Linked DNA regions of Homo sapiens: region 2 is linked to region 1. The links are chromatin loops, found by intact Hi-C in ENCODE. Cell type or tissue: heart left ventricle. All regions are shown on one strand. Links, peaks and the distances in the headings refer to the core of each region. The heading gives the core; the rest is flanking DNA.

The links. A loop is a pair of places that touch in the nucleus more often than their neighbours do. Peaks named below come from ENCODE experiments on the same cell type or tissue, not always from the same donor. Only the 100,000 strongest peaks of a DNase experiment are listed, where the experiment ranks them.
Region 2: it touches region 1 in a loop (1.8-fold over the local background); 19 of 110 quality-filtered maps call a loop at or near these places.

Annotation. Positions count from the first base shown.
Region 1 is chr13:46,610,599-46,618,935 of GRCh38, forward strand. All of the region lies in intron 1 of LRCH1 (leucine rich repeats and calponin homology domain containing 1), which reads left to right. Among named protein-coding and RNA genes, the nearest start is that of LRCH1, 62 kb to the left of the region's middle. RefSeq lists an enhancer at 8,013-8,337. In heart left ventricle, for the core only: CTCF peaks have their summits at 4,145 (motif pointing left) and 5,340; no DNase peak of the experiment used is centred there; H3K4me3 peaks cover 847 bases; H3K27ac peaks cover 3,164 bases.
Region 2 is chr13:46,664,823-46,673,159 of GRCh38, forward strand. LRCH1 (leucine rich repeats and calponin homology domain containing 1) reads left to right here. Exons shown (of 20, transcript NM_001164211.2): 3 at 4,208-4,334. Among named protein-coding and RNA genes, the nearest start is that of LRCH1, 120 kb to the left of the region's middle. RefSeq lists enhancers at 2,635-2,684, 3,200-3,419, 3,480-3,529. In heart left ventricle, for the core only: no CTCF peak of the experiment used is centred there; DNase peaks (open chromatin) are centred at 2,099 and 3,819; H3K4me3 peaks cover 767 bases; H3K27ac peaks cover 1,796 bases.

The DNA of each region.
Region 1 (8,337 bases), core at 315-8,314:
TCACTTAGAACAATGGTCTCCAGTTCCATCTAGGTTGCTGTGAATGCCATTATTTCATTCCTTTATATAGCTGAGTAGTATTCCATTATCTATCTCTGTATATGTATATATCACAACTTCTTTATCCACTTGTTGACTGATAGGCATTTGTGCTGGTTCCATATTTTTGCAGTTGTGAATTGTGCAGCTATAAACATGCGATAACACAGTATCTTTTCAGATATGTGTCCGTCTGACATGTTCTGCACCACCCACTACACTGCAGGGCATTTAGGTAAGCAGCATTTATAAGAGTGACTGGAAATGGCTTAGGAAAAATGGTACAGAATGTAATTTATCAGAATAATCACTGATCCTCTTAGCATGTGTATTCAACAGGTAACTGTGACTCTAAAATGTTATTTGGGAGGGAATTTGCAACCAAAGTTAGAAACAGCTCTAGAGGTGCTGGGATCTAGGGGCCTTAGATTTTTTCATCTCAGTTAATCACACCATGCTTTAGGAAGCTTTAGGATAAGATTCTGGTGCTAGTGTCCCCGGTTGGTTTTGCTTCTGAGAACCAATTTTGCAGTTGTCACATGATGAGTTGGATCCTCATGCAGATCCTCCAAGGGTCTTACTGAACACCATCGGTTTATGCTAGTGAGGGTTTGTGGTTCTCAGCTTCCCGCATTGGAATGAACATTATTTGGGCCTGAGCTGTGACAGCTTCCTTCTTCAGCTTCCTTCCTTGGGTTCTTCTGGTTGGGGTATGGACCACTTCTTCTGGAGAACAGCAGGGTGGTGTTCAAGCACCATCGTACTCTCCTAGTCTAGAGCTCAGCCACCCAGTACTATAGCCAATAGAGATATTTGGCTCAAAAACACATGAGAGATGGTAGTGTGACAGAATAATGGAATTGTAAATTGTATTTAGTTTTAATCAAAACTTTAAAATTGATATCCAATATATATGATTGGAACAACTTGAATATGTGAGCTTACCTTTTCATCTCTAAAGTTTATGATAAAAGATTTCCAGTAAAAATTTAATGTCCAAGTTGAGATATGCTGTGAGTGTAAAATACATGCTATATTTCAAAGACTTAGTATTTAAAAAGAATAATATACAATAAGTAATTTTAAAATGTTGATTATTTGTTGAGATGATAATATTTTTGGTACATTAGGTTAAATAAAATGTACTATTAAAATAATGTTATCTTCTTAAAATTGTGATGACTATAAAATTTGAAATTGCATAGGTGGCTTACATAATGTTTCTGTTATTGGGCATTGCCCTAGAGCTAACTGAGGAAAAGATCATAGGGCACCATTTGCCATTGTTGTCAGTATGTGGCTTTCAGTACTAGGAGGTAAAGTAGATACTCTTTCCATACTAAATACTAAATGCCACTATCATTAAAAAACAACATGGCAAATCTTGCCCTTAAGGGGACCTCATTTTTTCCCCAGCAAAACAAAACCGACAGCCTGTTATATAGCTAAAGAGTAGATGAAAATACTTAAACAATATAAATGAACTTTATTGGTTAATAGGTGCAGCAAACCACCATGGCACACATTTACCTATGTGACAAACCTGCACATCCTGCACATGTATCCCAGAACTTAAAATTAAATATATATATAAAATAAACTTTATTAGTTATGCAATGAAATAAAACAGAGCAAGCAATACCTTTAGGTTCACTGAATTTTAAAGTTAACACCTTCAATACAAATGTATATATTTTGTATACACGGTTATGAAGGTATGAACATATTAATGAGCAAAATAATTATGAATACTTGTTCCTCTTTTGTAGTTTTAAATATGTATAAGCAAGAAGTAACTTGACATGACATAATGCTGTGCCACCTTGCCTATTCTGTCGTGGGCTCCAAATGTAAATTCATCAGAAGAGCTCACAGCTTTGTTGAATCTCCTGCCTCTTTGGGGAGATAGGCTCATATGTCTCAATTTTGAAGCACCCCTCTTGGAATGAGGTCAGTTAGACCACTCCAAGGACCACTCTCTTTTCTTCTTTGTATTTTCTGGGGAAAACGTATAGCTAGCATGCTGGGACTGTTTGTTTTGAATGAGTTTGTTTATGAGTTTTCAAAACAAAATTATGAAAAAAAGGGAAGTTTCCAACTCCTTGTGCATGTCTTGCTGGCTAAGCAGATGATCTCTAAAAACAGATTACAATATCATTTTGAAGGTAACAAAGGTATCTTCCTTGCTTATCTTTAAGGCTGCATATTTTATTGTTTATACATTGGCCAATTAGGAACTGAAATTTAAGAAAGACAGTCATTTTAACCTATTGAAGTCACAGAATGAAATGATGAAGTAATCGTATGTGTTCCCAGTTTAGCATATATGTATATATATGCATTGATGAATAATATGATTTGTTGTAAACAAATGAAAAACTGCAGAAACCTGTAATTTGTACATTATTATTTCAGATCACCGTAACAAATATTACCAGGTTTTTAATTTTCTTTAAAAAAATGCATTTCTAGGGCTGGGCGTGGTGGCTCACGCCTGTAATCCCAGCACTTTGGGAGGCCAAGGCAGGAGGATCACGAGGTCAGGAGATCGAGACCATCCTGGCCAACATGGTGAAACCCTGTCTCTACTAAAAAGACAAAAATTAGCCGAGCGTGGTGGCACGTGCCTGTAGTCCCAGCTGCTCGGGAGGCTGAGGCAGGAGAATTGCTTGAACCAGGGAGTCAGAGGTTGCAATGAGCCAAGATTGCGGCTGCACTCCTGCCTGGTGACAGAGCGAGACCCCGTCTGAAAAAAAAAAAAGAAAAAAAGATTTTCTAAAATTGTATTTATACTCTCTGCTCCTTCCCCATCAGCCATCAACGCTTCCCTCCCTCCCTCTCCCTTCCTTAATGATAAGCCCTCAGCTTTGCTCAGGACTCAGCCTCCCATGTGGTTTTGGTAAGTGGTCTAAGACCTGAGGCCCAAAGCGTGATTGGCTGATGCTGTGATTTCTCAGCCTGGTTGCGCATTAGAATCACCCTGGGAGCTTTAGAATCCAGATGCCTGGGCTCTACTCACAGAGATTCTGATTTAATTGGTGTGTTGCAGAACCTGACTTGAGCCATTTCGAAATGGGTCATTGATAGCTTGTAGCTGTAACGATTCAAACATATACAACATAAGCAGGGTGACCACAGAAGTTATTCTCTAAGTCTGGTATGTTCCTAAATGTCCTCTAAATTCTTATCTTCCACTCCAGGGCTTTTGAAGTGGCCTGATCCAAACACCTTCTTTCCGACATTAAAAACATTAGCCGGTTATTTTGCCTCATCAGCACTTCCTACACTTCCTTAGGTGAGCCAGGTTGCTTTTAATCTCTTGGAGCTGCCTTCGTTAATAGGCCTTTTTTTTTTCTTTTTTGTTTTAAATTGTATGTATTGAAAGTATACAACATGATATTTGATATACATATTCCTAGTGAAGTAATTACTACAATTAAATTAACACACCCATCATTTCACATAGTTACCTTTCTTTTTTTGTGGCGAGAGTACCTAAAATCTACTATCATAGCAAATTTGTAATATATAATGCAATATTATTAACGACAATACTTGTGTGGTACTCTAGATTTTTTCATCCAAGATAACTGCATCTTTGTATGCTTTGATCTATATCTCCCCATTTTCCCTGCCCCTCCCGATTATGCCTTTTGAGGCAGTATAGTGTGACAGTTAGCCATCACTGAATTCTGGGGGCCTTTTGTCTATTCCAGGGAGATGAAATTGTTAGAGAAAGATTAGGAGAAAGAATATGAAAAGGACTTAGAGAGGATACAAAATCATGAAGTCACAAATACCTGCCAAACAAATCCACATAAGGAGAAAATAAAGAAATGTCAGATTCATAAAAGATCAAAAAACCCAAACTGTTCTTAGAGGGAAAAGCATGCACAGTTAAGGAAACTTTTTTTAAAAAGTTTTAATAAAATCTGATCTCTAGTGGTAAATACTGTTTCCCAATTACACCTAGACTTTTATCGTGAATCAGGTTTTCTAGTTGACATTGTTGTTTTTCATTTGAAAATGAATGCTGTGTATTCTCCTTGTTTCAATTCCCTTATGTATTTTTGTGTTAACTCCCTCTGCCGGGGAGCGCCAGACTCAGATGAAAGGTATTATGACATTCGAGATGAATAATGACGTAAGAAGGACTTACTCTATTGTATATCACGGTGCAGTATCAAAACATTTTGTCCCATGAGGAGAGGCAGTGAGTCAGAAAATCCTGTTGGAATTGTATTATAATGTAGAAAACCATTTCAGAATTACTGTCTGACATTTGGGCAGCTGGGACTTTGAGCTCATTCCACGGCCACCCCACCTTAGACATTTTATTAGGAAGATGCTATTCTTTTTTAGGGCTATCACTGGATCTTTGTCCTCACTGATGAATTAATTAGGTAGGTAATAATGAATCTGAGTTATTACTGCTGACAATTTAGTCTTATTCTTAAAAACGTTCATTTCATGGTGTGTTACTCTGTTCTGTGTTGCAATAAAGGAATACCTGAGACTGGGTAATTTATAAAGAAAAGAGGTTTTATTGGCTCATGGTTCTGCAGGCTCTGCAAGCATGGCACCAGCATCTGCTCCGCTACCTGTGAGGCCTAGGAACCTTGTAATCAAGGCAGAAGGCTAAGGGGGAGCAGGCAAGACACACGGCGAAAGAGGGAGCAAGAGAGAGCAAGGGAGGAGGGGCCTTGCTCTTTTAACCAACCAGCTCTTGTGTGAACTCAGAATAGGAACTCACTTGCTATGGCAAGGACAGGACCAAGCCATTCATGAGTGATCCGTCCCTGTGACCCAAACGCCTCCCACTAGGCCTCACCTCCAACATTGGAGGTCACATTTCAACATGAGATTTGGAGGGGGAAAAAACCTCCAAACCTCATCACATGGTTAAGTGGCATAAGATGCAACTCTAGGAATTTTTGCTTTTTTAAAACCCAGCTTCGAGCTCCCTTCCATTCCTTCATCAAGATATTCATGATGGATCTGCATTGGGACCTGCTTTTGTCTTATTGTTTCCCAAGACTAAAAAGGGTTTTCAGCGCAAGTGTTCTCGTAATGTTTTTGTCCCCAAGATTGGATGTTTTTCAGTTGTATTATCTCCCCATATTTCTGACATGTACAGACGTGCCCAGCTATGATAGTCTGTGTGGATGGTCTTAAAAATGAGTTATCATTATGAATAGTTTGATGGAAAGATTTCCCAGGAAGCATTATGCTTTGAGTGTTGGGGAAGAGAAGCCACCAGATGTCGTGTAGGCCCTTGTCCCTTTACTGCCTTTCCTCTCTGTTTGTACCCCTGTACAAGGCAGCTCTTGTGGTTACGATTTGTTAACAATTTGAGTAGCTCCCTTATATTTTGCTTCTAGAGTAATTAAACATTGTTTCTTAGAAATGTAAACATGGGACTTAGAATTACGATGCAGTAATGCATTTGGCAGCTGAACTGTGTACTGGGAAAAGAAAAATATCCTGGAGCGGGTTTAAGTTTCGCAGATAAGAAAAATGGCTTTATTTAGTGAATTGGAACAATACAAGACCTGTGCCCTGAAGTCAGTACTTTCTCTTCCCAGATGAGTTTCCCCAGGCACAAGACCAACTTCTAAAATAAAACTTGAAAGTAAATGGCAAAAACCAGAAACAGAGCCCTGTAAACTAGACTTTTATGCTACGGCGCCATAAAAATAACTTATTTGCTATCAAAATAAGCTTAAACAGAACCTTTGTCTGACAGATGACTTTTCCTCTCCCCTTAACCTGACAGCACCCCCAACCCAGTCTTTGGTCATAAGCCTGACAGCACGGTGAGATACAAGTTCCTAGTGGCAGTGGAGGCTGATGTTTATTATTTAGAGAGTTTCTGAAAATGAAAGTGTAATGTCTTGAGTCACTTACTTCCAAATTCTTCCCAGAGAACTTTAAATAGTGTTGTATTAAAAAACAGGAGTAAACAATCATTCGTAAAACACACCCCAGAATAAATCTCTTATTTCTGCATGAAGGCAACTGATCTGAAACATTTTTTCTATGTGCCTTTTAGAGACGGCACCAAATTTCATGCGCGTTCGTGTGAAGAGACCACCAAACAGGCTTTGTGTGAGCAACATGGCTGTTTATTTCACCTGGGTGCTGGTGGGCTGAGTCCGAAAAGAGAGTCAGCAAAGGGTGGTGGATTATCATTAGTTCTTATAGGTTTTGGGATAGGCGGTGAAGTTAAGAGCAATGTTTTGCGGGCAGGAGTGGATCTCACAAAGTACATTCTCAAGGGTGAGGAGAATTACAAAGAACCTTCTTAAGGGTGGGGGAGATTACAAAGTACATTGATCAGTTAGGGTGGGGCAGGAACAAATCACAATGGTGGAATGTCATCAGTTAAGGCTATTTTTACTTCTTTTGTGGATCTTCAGTTACTTCAGGCCATCTGGATGTATACGTGCAAGTCACAGGGGATGCGATGGCTTGGCTTGGGCTCAGAGGCCTGACAATAACACAGTGCTCAAAACTGTCAGATAGCCTGTGTCAGGTCTGAAGATGTGATTTTGGTTGTTTATACTTGGATGCTTTGGATGGGAATAGCCCTGGAGTCAGCCCTTCATTTCAGGCAGAGGAGCAGAGGAGTGTGAGTTAGACACAACTTTGGATCAGGGGCCAGGAAAACTTGGTTGTCATCCTGGACCAGTTACTAACTCGCTGTGTGGGCAAGTCACTTCATTTGTCTAAGTCTCTCTTTTTCCTTTTGTAAAATAAGGATGTCGGCAAATCTGTGTGGTCCCTTCCAACAGTGTTTTTTAAGTTGGTGCCTGAGTATCTGAAGCAGGAGATACGAAGGGTCATGTGAGCTGCACATTCCTATTTGCTCCGCAGGGAGGCTGGCTAAGACACCCGGCCCCTGCCTTGTAACCATGAACAAGGTTCTCGCAGGGGCTCGTCTCAACTGCAGGTCCCCTGAAGGTCTCATCCTTTTCTTTGCTAGAGGGAATTTGGATGTCGTTGGTCCTTGCCTAACCCTTGTCTTTGAAAGATACAGATCCAATCTCTGTGTAGCAGTTAAGTGATCTGACTCAGACATATTTACTCAGTCTTCTTAGAGAATGAGAAAACTCTTCTCAGAATTTTTAAGAATGTTCCTGAAGGACAATAAAAGCTCTCATTCAGGATAGGCCCCAAAACATTTTTTTCTTTATAATGTGGTGCCATTTCCTCATTTTGCTTTTGTTCATTTGTTTATTCCTTCAACAAATATTTTTGAGAATTTGCTGAGCACTAGGTATTACTAGATACTAGGACAGTGAGATAAGTAAGATACAGCCCCTATCTTCAATAAGCTGTATGCCCTGATAATGATACCCTTAGTGTCTTCTACAAGCTATACGGTCATGCATCACTTAACGACAGGGACACATTCTGAGAAATGCATCCTTAGGCCATTGCATTGTTGTGTGAACATCATCGAGTGACTTACAGAAACCTAGATGGCGTGGCCTACTGCACACATAGGGTATATGGTGTAACCTATTGCTCCTAGTCTACAAACCCGCATGGCATGTTACCATACTGCATACTGTAGGCAATTTTCCTCTCCCCCTAACCTGACAGCACCCATTACCTGACAAAAATGGTAAGTATTTGTGTATCTAAGCATATCTAGACATAGAAAAGGTACAGTAAAACTAAGGCATAAAAAGTGAAAATGGTACACCTTTACAGGGCAGATCCATTTACGCAACCACCACTGCATGCGTGGTCCATTGTTAATGGAAACTGTTGTGTGGGGCATAACTGTATATAAAAGTATAGCTACTTTAATTTTAAGTTAACCCTGGTATGTGGGAAAATTTGTCTTCTGTGCTGTCTTGCACTGAATTTTGCATTGGTATTTTTCCCTTAATAGTGGCTGCAAAAAAACTTATAAATACAGAACCTTCTTCATTTATAGAATTCTTCTGCATTGACCTGGAAAATGACGTTGAGAATTGGACGTTACACTACAATGTAGTCCTCCAATGAAGGCTCTCAATGGGCATTTCTTTAAGGCCTAAGTTAAAGATAAAATAGAACAACTTCCATCACTACAAAAGATAGTGTACTCGGAGGAACTTGTAGAGATTTTTTTTTTCTTGTAGCTGTTTTTCTCACTACTCAGGTTTCCTTTTTGAGTTTTGCCCCTGGAGGCTCAGAGTTGAATTCTGTTGGTAGTCACTTAGAACCTTTCTACTGCTCTGTCTTTCCTCAGTTGTGTTTTCCCCATGTGGGTTTGTTTTGGGAAAGCAGTGGAGGGGAATTCCT
Region 2 (8,337 bases), core at 247-8,246, 54 kb after region 1:
AAAACCAGAGAGATTAAATGATTTACCTGATTTGTGGCAAATCATCTCTATGGTATTTGAACCCAGGTCTTAAAATTTCACAACAGGTGGCCTTTCTCTCTTTATCTCTTACTTAAAAATTGGCTTAGTCTGGGAGGGGCAGTCTCTTGACAATCTGAAAGGTTTTTACAATTGGTGACTTTTCTGCCACACCAAGCAGCCAATTGAGTGAGTAAATTTGTTATATAAATTTTTCTATAAATTATTTTCTAAGTGAAAATAATTTTCTGTATTCTGTTAAGTGAATCCATTCACTGAAAATACAGAGGTATATTCCAGTAGAATTTAAAAATGTGGGTATTATGCTCTGTTAATAAAATCACCTGTAAGAACATAGCATGTCTTTATAATCACATATCTTAAGGAAAATAACCTTTTGATAAACCAATAATAAATAATATCAGATACTAAGATTGAGACTCAAACTATGGACATCAATAAGTGCCATAGTCAAAATACATCAAAATAATACTCTAAAAGTAAAACCAGAAAAAGTGATTTGGTTTGTAAATTCCTTAATTTAGGAGTTAAGTGAGGGATAGTGGTACTTGAAGCCAAGATAAATGTATCCTGCAAATTTAGGCTGCCAAGAATGTTTAGATTATATTGAGCTGCCTTATTTCATCTTGAAATGATGAAATAGACAAATGAATCCAGCAGGAAGTCATTTAACTGAAAAAGATGGAAGATGAAGCATTCACAATAATATGGATCTGGTAAAAGCCCACTGCCTTCCCTCTCTTTCTCTTTCCTCCCCACCCTGATCTTCAACCCAGACTCTGCAGGGACAGTGACAAAGAGACAGGTTTGGGGTAGGGGTGGGGGTGTAGACTTGGCTCTGGTGATGTAGCTTGTCGGATACAATATGGCCTTATTTTCAAACGTTCTTTCAGCACAGAGCCAGTTTATAGCACCAAGGCTGCAGAAGACCAGGGGTGTAGGATAGTGGATTGTGGCCTGAGGCACTTACTTGCTTGAGAAAAATTGCTGCCAGAAGAGTGGTTTCAAAAAGCTGAGGCTGCTGCTGTGGTTGCTAGTGGGTAGAGGATTAAAGGGAATGCAGCTTTTCCTCTCCTGTCTAAATATTTGCTGGAGAGCAAATGGGCTTTTGTGTGCCTGTGTATTTCCTTTTTCTATTGGGGAAATTACAAGTAATACAGGAACATCCTGTGATAAAATATATGAAGTAGAGGCTGAGGGAGCAGAGAGATGAAGTCGAAGAAATGTGCCCCAGGTCTGTGGCCTGCTGTACGGTGACTAAATTCTTAGCATGGTGAATTGGTAAGTCTACAGATGATTAACTACAGTGTAAACAAGACATATATGGAACATAAATATGAGATAGGCCATTCCATCAGCAGCTTTTAGTGTAAAAAGCATCCGTTCCCCTCAAAGAGACCATGAATGTTTTCACAAGCTTAAATTTTATTTTATTTTAAGTAAGTACCCACTCTGGAAGATTTCCAATGAGAATAAACCCATGTAATCTCAAATACTCACGCATCTGAATGAGCAGAACTTTCTTTGTGTTTCTCAAAGTAGTATGATACATGACTCTCCCAGTTCCATATCTGCTAATCTGGTTAGATCCCTGCACCAACTAGTGAGACGGATAACTTAGAGTGTAACTCTGAGTTTCCAGGCAAAGAAATGTAGGAAAGATCTTAACTTGTATTTGTTAACTCTGCTAAAAATAGGAATGTAGAACTTTCTTGAAAATACTAATCTTTGTTCTCATTATCCCTCTTCAAAAGGAGGTTTACGTATGGCTCCAAATAAATAGACTTGCCTTATTAACATTTTTATTTGCCGATCCTCACTTTATAAAATTGCATATTAACAAATATTTTATAACCACAAGTTACATTTCAAATTATTTGCTTGCCACCTTTTAATAAACTGAGTTCTCTTTTCTGAAGGAGCCTTTTTTGGAGCTTGAAAAAAGCCCTCACAGCAGGGTAACAGGAAGACCCCCTCCTCCAGCCAAAAGAGTCCCACTGAGCCCCTGCTGGTGAGAGAGAGCCTTGGGAGGGATGTGAGAGGCAGAAACACAGGCTGCTGGCCCTAGCTCCTCCCTTCCACCGTCCCCAGAGACCAGGAGAGAGTGCCAGTGCGGGCCCATTGCCCTTATTCTCTTGGTCCAATCCTGCTAACTAGGGAAAGTGAAGAGCTGGTTGGTCTTTTGCAAGCCAGGAACCTACCAGGAGGGCACTCAATCTCCTCCCTCCTTCTGCTGGACCCTCTTAAAGAAAAATCTGCCTCTTTCTGGAAATAGCTTTTTCCATGGGTCTGCACAATGGAGAGAAGATATGACTGTATCTCTTCTTGCTAAAACATAGTTACATGGGTAATTGAGTGCCCTGGAGCAGCAGAGATATCAAGGTGTTGACAAGGCCGTGCCCAGATTAGAAAGGTTCTTTCCACAGCACAGCACCTGCTTTTTCTGAGCTCATCAGGTAGAGCTGCCCTTCAGTTAACCAGATTTCTGCTCCCTCATATGGAGGAGAGTCAAACTTCTAATTGAAGAATGACATATATTCAGAAAAGTGCACAGATCATAAGTATACATCTCAAAGAATTTTCATGTTCTCACTCATAGGTGGGAATTGAACAATGAGAACACTTGGACACAGGAAGGGGAACATCACACACCGGGGCCTGTCGTGGGGTGGGGGGAGGGGGGGAGGGATAGCATTAGGAGATATACCTAATGTAAATGACAAGTTAATGGGTGCAGTACACCAACATGGCGCATGTATACATATATAACAAACCTGCACGTTGTGCACATGTACCCTAGAACTCAAAGTATAATTAAAAAAATAAAAAATAAAAAATAAAGAATTTTCACAAATAGGAGCACTCGTAACACATATCCAGGTCACATTTATCATTTTATAATGATGTTTCTTTCCTGATGATAAAAGCACTTGTAGAAAGTTTGGAAAATACATCAAAGTATAATAATGGAAATAAAAACCATCCATTGTACCTATACCCGAAGAGGAGTACCGATAGTATTTTGGTGTATTTCCATTCTGTCTGTCTCTCCCCCTCACATACACAGATACATGCATGTCTATAAATACACTCACACAGGAACACAGCTTCTGAAACTTTATGCATGTGTGTGCAAACACACAGCAGTTTTATTAAATAGTTACACTGAATGACATACAGATTTTTAGATATTTCACTCTGTGGTTGTTGGCTTCAACACCAGAAGGGCAGAGAAAGAAAGGGAAACTGAAACCCATCTGTCTTTTTGCTTGGTAGCAGGAAAAAGGGGCTTTTTGTGGGGGAGGAGATTGAAATAAATGGCTGACATATAAATAAGGATGGTTCGTAGATTTTATTTATCTAGTATTTTCCATCTCCATGAAAACTAAGCATTGATGATAGAAAGTTCAGAAACTTCTGGGTAGAGACCCTCTTCTTGTAGAGCAGAGATGAGACATCAACTTAGACTTTTTTGGCTGCTCTGTGGAACTAAACCCCTCTGGGCTGCAGTTCCACTTTGCCAGAAGACCAACTTTCCTTTCTTTCTCTTTTAGTTAGCTCTCTTGCAGATACCAAAACAGACTTAAACTGTAGCAACCCTTGTTTTAACAAAAGGAAGCTGAGTCAAAATGTTGGAAATGAGCCCGGTGGTTTTGTGAGTTGCAGCAAAATTATCTTCCCCATCCCTACTGCAATGGATGAAATGATGCCTGTGTGGTGCTGGTTGCTTTGGTCCAGCTGAGTTTCCTGCACACATTGTCAGGAGAGGGCAGTTGGCACCAGCTTCCCGTTGCTATTGGTTGTGCAGGATGTGCTCTCCATCTGCCTCCTGGCTGGCCGAGGGCTCAGCTTCTAAGTGGCGGTGGCGGGGTGGCGGGGTGGCGGGGGGACTTTGATGGCATTCCTTGTGTTGAATAAAGTTGTCTCTTTGAGAACTGCCCATACCCTTATTTTTTATTTTTTATTTTTTTTTAAAAAAAGAAAAACATATTTTGTTTTCTTACATACTTGTCATTTGAGTTGTCACACAGAAAATATATTGGACTTCTTGTATTTGTAAAATGTCTTCTCAGATCACTCCTTTTTCCTTTCTTGTTAAAAACAGGTTCACAGACAGTATGAAGTGGCCTTTCTGTTTACATGTGTTCTTGTTGTATTGTCTTTGCAGTCGAAATCAGCTGTCCGCCCTGCCTGCCTGCCTGTGTGGTCTGCCTCTCAAAGTCTTAATCGCAAGTAACAACAAACTTGGATCATTACCAGAAGAGATAGGTCAGCTCAAACAGTTAATGGAGCTGGTATGTTACCGATTTTTAAGATGCTCTTTTTTGTTGGTTGACTGATCATAGCCTCTCAAGGTATTCAGAAAACCTTTTTGCTACGGTTGGACAAGGTAGAGCCTCTGTTGTTTGAGGGCAGGTATATGATAAAGACATTAAGTGGGGAGAGGAACAGCTTTGAAACTTCACTGTGACAGACACAGTTCCTGGAATTTAAAGGCTTCCTGTAATTTACAGCTCCTGAAGTTTGCAGGATTTGCCGTTTTTGAAGTTTATGGGCTATCATGTTGTAGTTAGTATTTTCAGATTGCATATAAATTTGTAAAAAATTATGGCTAAACTGCCAAAATAATCTCCAAATAAGTTAGTAGGCCACACTTCATGAAGGTATAAAATTAAGTCAGAAGACAGAAAGAATGGGGTGCTCTGATTCTGTCGAGATTTTAGAAATCATTGTCGCAAATCGTTGTAATTTTAAAATGTGACCGTGTCCCTAGGGATAGAAAAGGAGAACAAGCTATAGATGAGCAGAGATGGATTACAAATGTGTGTGAAGCTGAGATGCACTGTTATATTTCAGCTCTTTCACTACTAATTTAATTATTTACCCTTTTTCTAAATTGGGAAAGAATGAATACTTTCTAAACTTCCATTGAGCTAACATAGGTGAAGGAAGAAGCAGGAGTTAGCAGTCAGGCTGAAAGGTGATAGTCTTCATTTATCATCTAAGCATTGGCTTATTCCATCCTGATCTTGTGTCAGGCACAGGGCTTGATGTGATTAAATGATGAAAAGGGCACAGTACCTGTCTTTCAGTAGATTCCAGTCTAGAACAATGATGGCCAATAAGTTTTGTCTTTTGTGCCAACTCCTCTGGGGCCACCCGGAGCACCACGGTGCTGGCCTGTGAGGCCCAGATAGAGAATGCTGTGATTGCTTAGTCATGTCTTTAGTGGGATTGGGCTAGGAGAGTGATGGCACCCATGTCACATACGTATCAACTTTGACTTTAATATAGAAATTAATAATTGCTGTAGAAAGACGTTAGAGCTATAGAAAGTGTCTTTTTCATGGATTATTTGATAGCATTGTCCAAAACTCATTCCAGCTAGCTCACACCAAAAGTCAGCGTTGGTTAGAGGATACAGGGGTCCATCAGATCACTTACGATGAAGACATTTGGTCACAGGTCATGAGTGACTAGGACAAGACACTGGAATGTTGTGAAGGACCATGGCAGCGGTTCATTTTTCTGCTCAGCTTTTCCTCTTCCATACAACGGCAGAGGTTGCCCAAGTTTAAATGTTCTCCCAGGTAAAGCACCTAGCAAGAGACCTACTAGCATCTCTCAGCCCTGGGTTCTAAGTGAGAGGCAGATCTGGTCTGATGTTCTCGCCGACTGAGTCTGCTGTGCCCAAGGCACATGGTCACACTGCTCAGATGTGGCTGTTGGGCTGCCACCAAAGGGGGTAATTCTGAAAGAAGACAGATATTAATTTGAGCAGACACTGCCCATCCCCCCCCAACCCTGTCCCCAAAAGTTTCTATTACAAGAAGCATGTGCACGAGGCAGGGAATGATTAATTAATTCAGTCTTCGGGTTGTGAGAGGTTTGGAAAAGAAGAGCCCTTTGAGAGGCCCCTTAAATAAGCCCATGTGGGATTTCCTAGGAGGAAAAAAGAAGTCAGGGACAGGGAAAGCATTCAAGGAGAAGGGACAGCTTGTGCAAAGGCAATACATCCTAGAAGTCCATGTCGTGCTTGGGAGTAGGAAGCCGTTTAATCCTGCTGAAGTCTAGGTAGATAGAATGGGGCTGGGCACACCCTCCTCATGCCCACTGCCTTAGATTTAGGCCACAGGCAACTCCTTCACAGGGCATTCGAGGCCTTCTGTGGTCAGGCCCCTGCTCACCTCTTCGGGTTCATCTCTTGCCACTGGCACCTTCACTCTCCAAGTTCCTACCTTCTGGGAATGCACCTTGTTCATTTTCATTTCTGGACTTGTGCACACATCACTCTTTCGTCATGGGCTGTTTCTTCCTCCCCGCTCCTTTCTTGGTTAGTTCTTAGCCAAGTTAGATCTCACTTTGTCCAAAAAGCCTTCCCAGATCCTCCAAGCCTGAGTTAGGTGCTCCTAAGGCAAGCACTCCATACTTATTACTCAATTTTCATAGCATCACAGTTGTTTTCTTACTTGGCTTTCTCTGTGCCAGCTCCCCCCACACCCTGATAGCTGCTTACTTGCTGTTGCATCCCAGGTGCCTGGCACCTGATAGGCACCCAGCAGATGTTTGCTGAATGTTACTGTTGAATGGTGGAAGGTGAACCTGGAAAGATGGCTGGGGCAGATTGTGAAGACCGTCAGGTGCTGGGCCTGAATGGGGCTGAGGGGGCAGGAAGACTCAATCTTGCTGTCCACATAACTCAGAAGGTGCCATTTTAACTGGTTCTAGGAAACAAAAAATTTCCTAGGTGAAAGCTTTGGATGAAAGTGACGGTCATATGCTGCTGCTTTTTCTTTTAATGCTTCTTTTAGGTATCTGATAGCCACAAAATCCATGGTTGCTAAAATTTGGTTTAGGATTTGCAAATACAATATGAATAACAACTAAAAAAACCAGACTTTATTTTTAAGAGCAGTTTTAGGTTCACAGCAAAATTGAGAGGAAGGTACAAAGATATCCCACATACCCTCTACTCCCACACATGCACAATCTCTCTGTCATCAACGTTCCCCACCAGAGTGGTTCATTTGTTACAATCTGTGAACCTATCCGGACACATCAATGTCACCCAAAGTCCACAGTTTACATTAGTGTGTTCACTCTTGGTGTTGTACATTCTATCGGTTTGGGTAAATGTATAATGACATGTGTCTCTTTCACTACCCTACAAATCCTCTGTGTCATCCCTCCCTCCTCCTCAACCCTGGCAACCACTGATCTTTACTGTCTCCATAGTTTTGCCTTTTCCAGAATGTCATGTAGTTGGAACCATACAGTATGTAGCCTTTTCAGGTTGGTTTCTTTCACTTAGTAATATGCATTTAAGTTTCCTCCATGTTTTTCTATGGCTTGACGGCTCATTTTTTTTAGTGCTGAATAATATTCCACTGCCTGCACAGTTTATCTCCTCACCTCCTGAGGGACATCTTGGTGGCTTGCAAGTTTTGCCAATTATGAATAAAGCTGACAAGTTGCTTTTTTTTTTCATTATTTGAGGTCCCGTGCAGATGGGTGGCACATGGGTGAGATCAATCTTCTGGAACTTTTTGGTGCTGATACGTGCTTCTGTCCCATGAACCTTGGGTGTAAATGACACCGCATGCCTTCCATCAGCTGTGCTCTAGAGCTGTGTCAACCAGCTCATCTGTTAGCAGGTGGCACATGTGCTGAGCCTGAGAGTCAGCCGCATACTAGAGCAGGGCTTTCCTCAAATACCCTTTGTCAGCTGCAGGGCTGACGTGTAAACAGCGTTGTCTCCAGCGTCAGGACACACTGGCTGTCGGGTGGCTCTAAGGGACACCCCATGCTTTTCTTGGGCACCCTGTCCTGGCCCCAGCTCTAACGAGGGCTGCCCTGCATTACAGGACTGTCTTCACCTGGTTCTTGTGTCTTTTCTCCACCAGCAATAACTGCTGAACCCACAGGTTCTAGGATCTTAGAGTGATAGGGGATTGTAAAAGGCATTTAGTCCAAACTCTTGACATCTTACGAATGAAGAAACCCGAGGCAGAAAGCCAGTGCATGACATACGGAAGGTCACCCCTGTGTAGCTAAATTGTAACATAAGCTGAAACACCCTCACCCAGCGCAGTCCTGTGGAAATATAATGTAAGCAGTAAATGTGATTTTTAAAGTACTGGTAGATACATAGCCAAGTAAGAAGCAAGTGAAATTAATTGTAATAATATTTATTTAACCTGAAATAGCCAAAACGTTATTACTTCGTCACCTGTATAATATAAAAAATATTAATGAGATATTTTAGGTGCTTTTTTTTCATGCTAAGTCTTTGAAATC